Linked DNA regions of Homo sapiens: region 1 is linked to region 2. The links are chromatin contacts, found by Hi-C or POLR2A ChIA-PET in ENCODE. All regions are on one chromosome and are shown on one strand. The core of a region is the stretch at or near the end of the contact, and the rest is flanking DNA. Distances in the headings are between cores, read along the strand shown. Region 1 overlaps ARHGAP28 (Rho GTPase activating protein 28). Region 2 overlaps LINC01387 (long intergenic non-protein coding RNA 1387).

Region 1 (2,700 bases), core at 1-2,500, 180 kb before region 2:
CAAATGCTGAAGTCTCCCATGAATAAATAGCTTAGAACTTTCAGCCTTGATCTCCCTCCTAGGCTTCCAACTTGTATAGCCACCTGTCTGCTGAGCATATACACTTAATTATCCCACAAGAACCTAAAGGTTGAAATTTCACATGTCAAACTCATTGTCTCCCCATCCACAATCTGCTCATCCACCACAATTCCCAAATTCAATACCTAACACTCCCAGACAGAAAACCAAGTCATGGCCGGGCACGATGGCTCACGGCTGTAATCCCTGCATGCTGGAAAGCCGAGGTGGGTGGATCACCTGAGGTCAGCAGTTCGAGGCCAGCCTGGCCAACATGATGAAACCCCATCTCTACTAAAAATACAAAAAAAGTTAGCCGGGCATGGTGGTGGGTGCCTGCAATCCCAGTTATTCAGGAGGCTGAGGTAGGAGAATTGCTTGAACCCAGGAAGTTGAGGTTGCAGTGAGCCAAGATCACACCACTGAACTCCAGCCTGGGCAACAAAAGCAAAAAACTCTGTCAAAAAAAAAAAAAAGAAAAAGAAAAAAGAAAAAAAGAAAACCAAGTCATGTGTTCCTAGTTCTCAGCATGCATTTAATCACCAAATTATACCAACTTATTTGCTTGTTTTCCCCATGGAATCCTTCGGTCCCTTCCATCCATATTCCCACAATTCCAGCTGAGGACTTCATCAGCTTTACTTAAGCTACTTCATTACCCTTCTAAACCATTTCTCCAGCTCTTTGTGGTCTACTTTAAAACCATCTTTTATACTCTAGAGGAATAAAGCGATTGGGGGATCCTGGAAAAGAATAAAAGCAAAGAGCTACAAGATTACAGTTTTGATTTTATGGATTTTGATTCAATAGCTTTCAAACCAGAGTAAAATACTAATGAGCCAAACTGGATGTGGGCAGGGTTGGGGGTAGGGGAGTAAAAGAGACAAAAGCAAGAATAACCTAGAGTAAGATTTGGCTAAATGATGAATTCCTGTTTAAGATAAACTTCAAAAGTCCGCTAAATGGCAAAGCACTTCCTTGAACTCTAAAGAGAATTGGTGCTATTTTTTTTCTTAACTCCCACAATGAGAACTTTTTTTATCATCTGGATAAGAGGAGTATCATGTTTGTTTAGGATTGGTATAATCGAAATCAGCTTCACTTGGGCTTCTTATAAGCAATGACTCATGTTATTTTAGCTGGTGTGGGATCATTGCCTCATGAAGGATGACACAGCTTTAGACATGCAGAGCCTGGCCTGCTTTTTCCAATTCCATGCCTCCAGAAGCTGGAAGAGGTGGGAGTCCTCTAGCCTGCAGCTTTCTGCAACTCAGCACAATTCAGATTTTATGAAAACAGTTGCCAAGTCGACCTTGTAATCACAGAGCCTTATAAATGAGGAGGGAGAGGAGTTAAGTTGTGGTATGTTAAAAATCACAGGGCCAGGCATCCTCTGTTTTTCAAAACAGAATCTGTGGAAACTTACAGTCAGCTCTTTCCCTCATTAATTGCTTACTCTGTTGAGGTCAGTAATTTTTTTTTAAGATGCTAATGAAAAGTCACAGCAAATATGTTTTCAAGACTCCAACTTACACTCACTAAGATAATGTGCAAGGGTGGTTGTAATAGTGTTTGAAAGGAAGCTAAGGAAATGCCATTCTCATAATCGACACCACCTTTTCTCTAGCTCCATACCCAGTCAGGGAGCCAGTTCTCCCCTCTTCCATGTTTTCCTTGCTGTTGGCCTTCCTGCTTCCCCGAACCCAGTAGCCCACATTGTGGGCCTGAGTGAACGCTGTGGTAATGGGAAGCAGGTGATCAAACCAGGATCGACAGGTTGGTAATTCCCTGTAAGGCTCTAGGCAAGACACTTTTCCATACTTTGCTTTCCAGTTGTAGCACAGACATTGTTCCTGGCTATCCTTACTCATGACTGGTCTTCATGAAACTTTGTTCTCATTAGCAACATACTCTGAGCTCCTTAGCTGGTTAAAAATAATGAGAAGACACTCCTAAAACATGGCAGTTAGCAGAAAAGTCCAGACTACCATTTATCATATAATGAAAATGATTGTCCTATCTCTATAGTTCTGGTGTCCTAAGAACTAAAGTTTATTAAAATGAATAGCTTGAAAAATTAACACAAGGGCCCAGAGCCTGAGGGCCATTATGATTCTGACCTCTGCAGAGGATTCAGGTCCAGACTAAGATGGGCCTAGGATTCGTTTTCTAAATGGAAATGTCTGAGGCTCATCTGAGGTTGGCATCATCCATGGCTCCAAGGTCACTGAGGGACAAGGGCTGTACTCAGGCTTACAGGAGACTAGGGATGGCTCAGGAGTCTGAGTTTCCACAGCCTAAATTTTTGAGCACGATTTAGAACAGAACTGATCTCTACAATGTCATAGTCTAGGACCTGACTTGGTCCCCTGGTTGCTTTCAACTCAAAACAAGGTGAAAACTTGACTGAAAATTGGGAGAGAATAGAGGAAGAATTCATTAATTCTCATGAAGTGTGGTTTCTCAATGTTCATTATGAATTCTTACGGTAAGGCCGGACACAGTGGCTCATGCCTGTAATCCCAGCACTTTGGGAGGCCAAGGCAGGTAGATCACCTGAGGTCAGGAGTTCCAGACCAGCCTGATCAACATGGAGAAACCCCGTCTCCACTAAAGATACAAAATTAGCCGAGTGTGGTG
Region 2 (2,700 bases), core at 186-2,685:
TGTCTTCCTTCTGGGAACCATGAAATTGTCTCCATAAAGTCCATCAGCTATTTTAGCCACTTTTTTTTTTGAGACAGAGTCTCACTCTGTTGCCCAGGCTGGCGTGCAGTGGCGCCATCTTGACTCCCTGCAGCCTCTGCCTTCTGGGTTCAAGTGATACTCCTGCCTCAGCCTCCCAAATAGCTGGGATTCCAAGTGCGCACCACCATGCCGGGCTAATATTTGCATTTTTCAGTAGAGACAGGGTTTCACCACGTTGGCCAGGCTGGTCTCAAACTCCTGACCTCAAGTGATCCGCCCACCTCGGCCTCCCAAAGTGCTGGTATTACAGGTGTAAGCAACCGTGCTTGGCCTATTTTAGCCCCTTTTCTAATCTAGCCCCTCCTACTGTCATGAAATAGAACAAATGCAAACTAAGTTAGCAGGCCACATCCCAGGGAGGCTGGTAGAAGACATGAGACTACTGGGAGAGAGACAAAAGGATGGTTTATTTTTCACAGCTATACAGTAGCTGGGACTTCTGCACTTCTGTTGGTTCCCCACTCCCCAGTTCCCACAGGACAATGCAAAGAGGGCCAGAAGACACGTGCAGACACAGCAGTCATGATGTGGTAGAGGAAACTTGAAGGTAGGGAACTCGGACTTTTTAAAGTAGGCACTAAGCATGCCTGCCCTTTGCTTCAGAGACAGTGCCATCTCTGTCTTCCAAGACTATTTGCTATATAAGCATTCTTGAAGATATAGCCCAGAACATAGATGGCTAGTGCCTCTTTTAGCAAAGTGGAGATATGTAGAAACACAAGAGACCCATGAAGAATTTCCACCAGCAGCTCCCGCCTCATCAGCTGCCACAGAGAGAGAGAGCTGTACACCGTAGTGAGTTTAGTGAGCGCATGCGCTAAGGCCAGCTGCTCGAATTTCAGTACTGGTTCTATTACTCCTAAGAATGTGACTTGAGGCAAGTTCCTTAACCTCTGTAAGCCTTAGCTTACTCATCTGTGAAATGGAAATAGTAATAGTACCTATGGCCTATGGGTAGTGTAATCATACACCGAGATAAGCCACATGAAATGGCTGGCATGTGGTAATCAGGTGCCGAGTAAATGGTAATCCTGTTATTACAGTAGACTGGACACAGACCAACTGCCTGGTTATTTTCCCAAAGCAGTATCAGAAATAGGAAAAAAGGTGTTTGAAGGTTTTAGCTAACAGAGAAGTGGCTGACCGCTCATAAGACTCTCTGCAGGCCCTCCTTCACCTTGCATGTGTGTTTAAGTTCCTGCCCCTGCACTCCACAACCATGCGTTTTCACTCAGGTTTGGCCTCAGTAAGGCAGACAGCTGTTTGCGTTTCACATACTGTGACTCGAGTAGTTCCATAAGCCTCTGTGACCTGAAGTGTTCCTCTGGCAGCCAGCCGTAAATCTCTTGCTCAATCTCCTTTTAACTCCTCAAACTTAGAAGCCAAGCTGACATAATCCTTATCTGTGGGCTCAGCCCCACCGCAGCGGCCTGAGCTAATCCTACTCTTGCAAAGAAGAAACACAAAGATCTCTGGTTTTTTTTTTTTTTTTTGACAGGATCTCACTCTGTTGCCCAGGCTAGAATGCAGTTGCACAGTCATGGTTTACTGCAGCCTCAAACTCCTGGGCTCAAGCAGTCCTCCCACCTCAGCCTCCTGAGTAGCTGGGACTACAGGCATGTGCCACCACACCCAGCTAATTTTAAAATTTTTTGTAGAGACAGAGTCTGGCTATGTTTCTCAGGCTCATCTTGAACTCCTGGCCTCAGGTAATCCTCCAGCTTCGGTCTCCCAAAATGCTAGGATTTACAAGCGTAAGTCACCACACCCGGCCTACTCATCAGTTTTAAGTGCCAAGTTTTTTCTCACTGAGGGAGCATATTATCCTGTGGTAGCTGCCAGGGCCTGGAATTACATTTTAAGCCCAATTTGAATTGAATGGAAATGAGACCTAATCTCCCGCTCCAAGGCAGTCGCTTAAGGAACGTATTTTAAAGAGGAGACACTTTTCTTTCAACATCATCACTTTCTCCAAACATGACAAAATCACGTATCAAAACGAAATCTCGAGTTCAAGTTGTCTGTAGAGCTATGTTGTGTTGTAGCAGGGATATAGTAAATCTCACAGGCTTTGACAGGTGGTTAGGTAGTAAGATATCTTTCAGAAGGGATTTAGTTATTCCTTTTCTGTGAAGTCTGGTCTCTAAAATTTTTGCTACAAATACTCTGTCTCTCAGTTTTATAATGACATAAACGTATATCAGAAAATATCTAAAGCAGGCTGGGCGTGGTGGCTTATGCCTGTAATCCCAGCACTTTGGAAGGTCAAGGCGGGCGGATCACCTGAGGTCAGGAGTTCGAGACCAGCCTGGTCAACATGGTGAAACACCGTCTCTACTAAAAAAAAATAGCCAGGCATGGTGGCTAGTGCCTGTAATCCCAGCTACTTGGGAGGCTGAGGCAGAAGAATTGCTTGAACCTGGGAGGCAGAGGTTGCAGTGAGCCAAGATTGCACCACTGCATTCCAGCCTGGGCAACAAGAGTGAAACTCTGTCTCAAAAAAAAAAAAAAAAAAAAAAAGAGTTAATAGATAAATAGATGATAGAGATTTTGCTTTTTTAAACCTCTTCATCCACTGTAATAGACTACATGGTTTGTTAAAGGGGTAAGTATTATCTT

Evidence for each region. Hi-C counts contacts between places; a loop is a spot of excess contacts on that map. ChIA-PET counts read pairs that join two places held with the same protein, here RNA polymerase II (POLR2A).
Region 1: a loop to region 2 is called in a map of MCF 10A, with 2.9 times the contacts of the local background. The contact joins two enhancer-like sites. A Hi-C loop is called at or near these places in 2 of 168 maps with a recorded cell type or tissue (IMR-90 and MCF 10A). POLR2A ChIA-PET finds 5 or more read pairs at or near these places in 1 of 52 experiments (WTC11).

The regions. Positions count from the first base shown.
Region 1 is chr18:6,740,006-6,742,705 of GRCh38, reverse strand. The region is part of intron 1 of ARHGAP28 (Rho GTPase activating protein 28); the gene reads right to left. Among named protein-coding and RNA genes, the nearest start is that of ARHGAP28-AS1, 11 kb to the right of the region's middle. RefSeq lists enhancers at 1,254-1,754, 1,755-2,255. Within about 2 kb of position 1,250, at least 6 of the 41 ENCODE cell types and tissues checked have a DNase peak (open chromatin) inside an H3K27ac peak, as active enhancers do.
Region 2 is chr18:6,560,411-6,563,110 of GRCh38, reverse strand. The region is part of intron 2 of LINC01387 (long intergenic non-protein coding RNA 1387); the gene reads right to left. The region is part of intron 2 of LOC105371972 (a long non-coding RNA gene); the gene reads right to left. Among named protein-coding and RNA genes, the nearest start is that of LINC01387, 50 kb to the right of the region's middle. Within about 2 kb of position 1,435, at least 3 of the 41 ENCODE cell types and tissues checked have a DNase peak (open chromatin) inside an H3K27ac peak, as active enhancers do.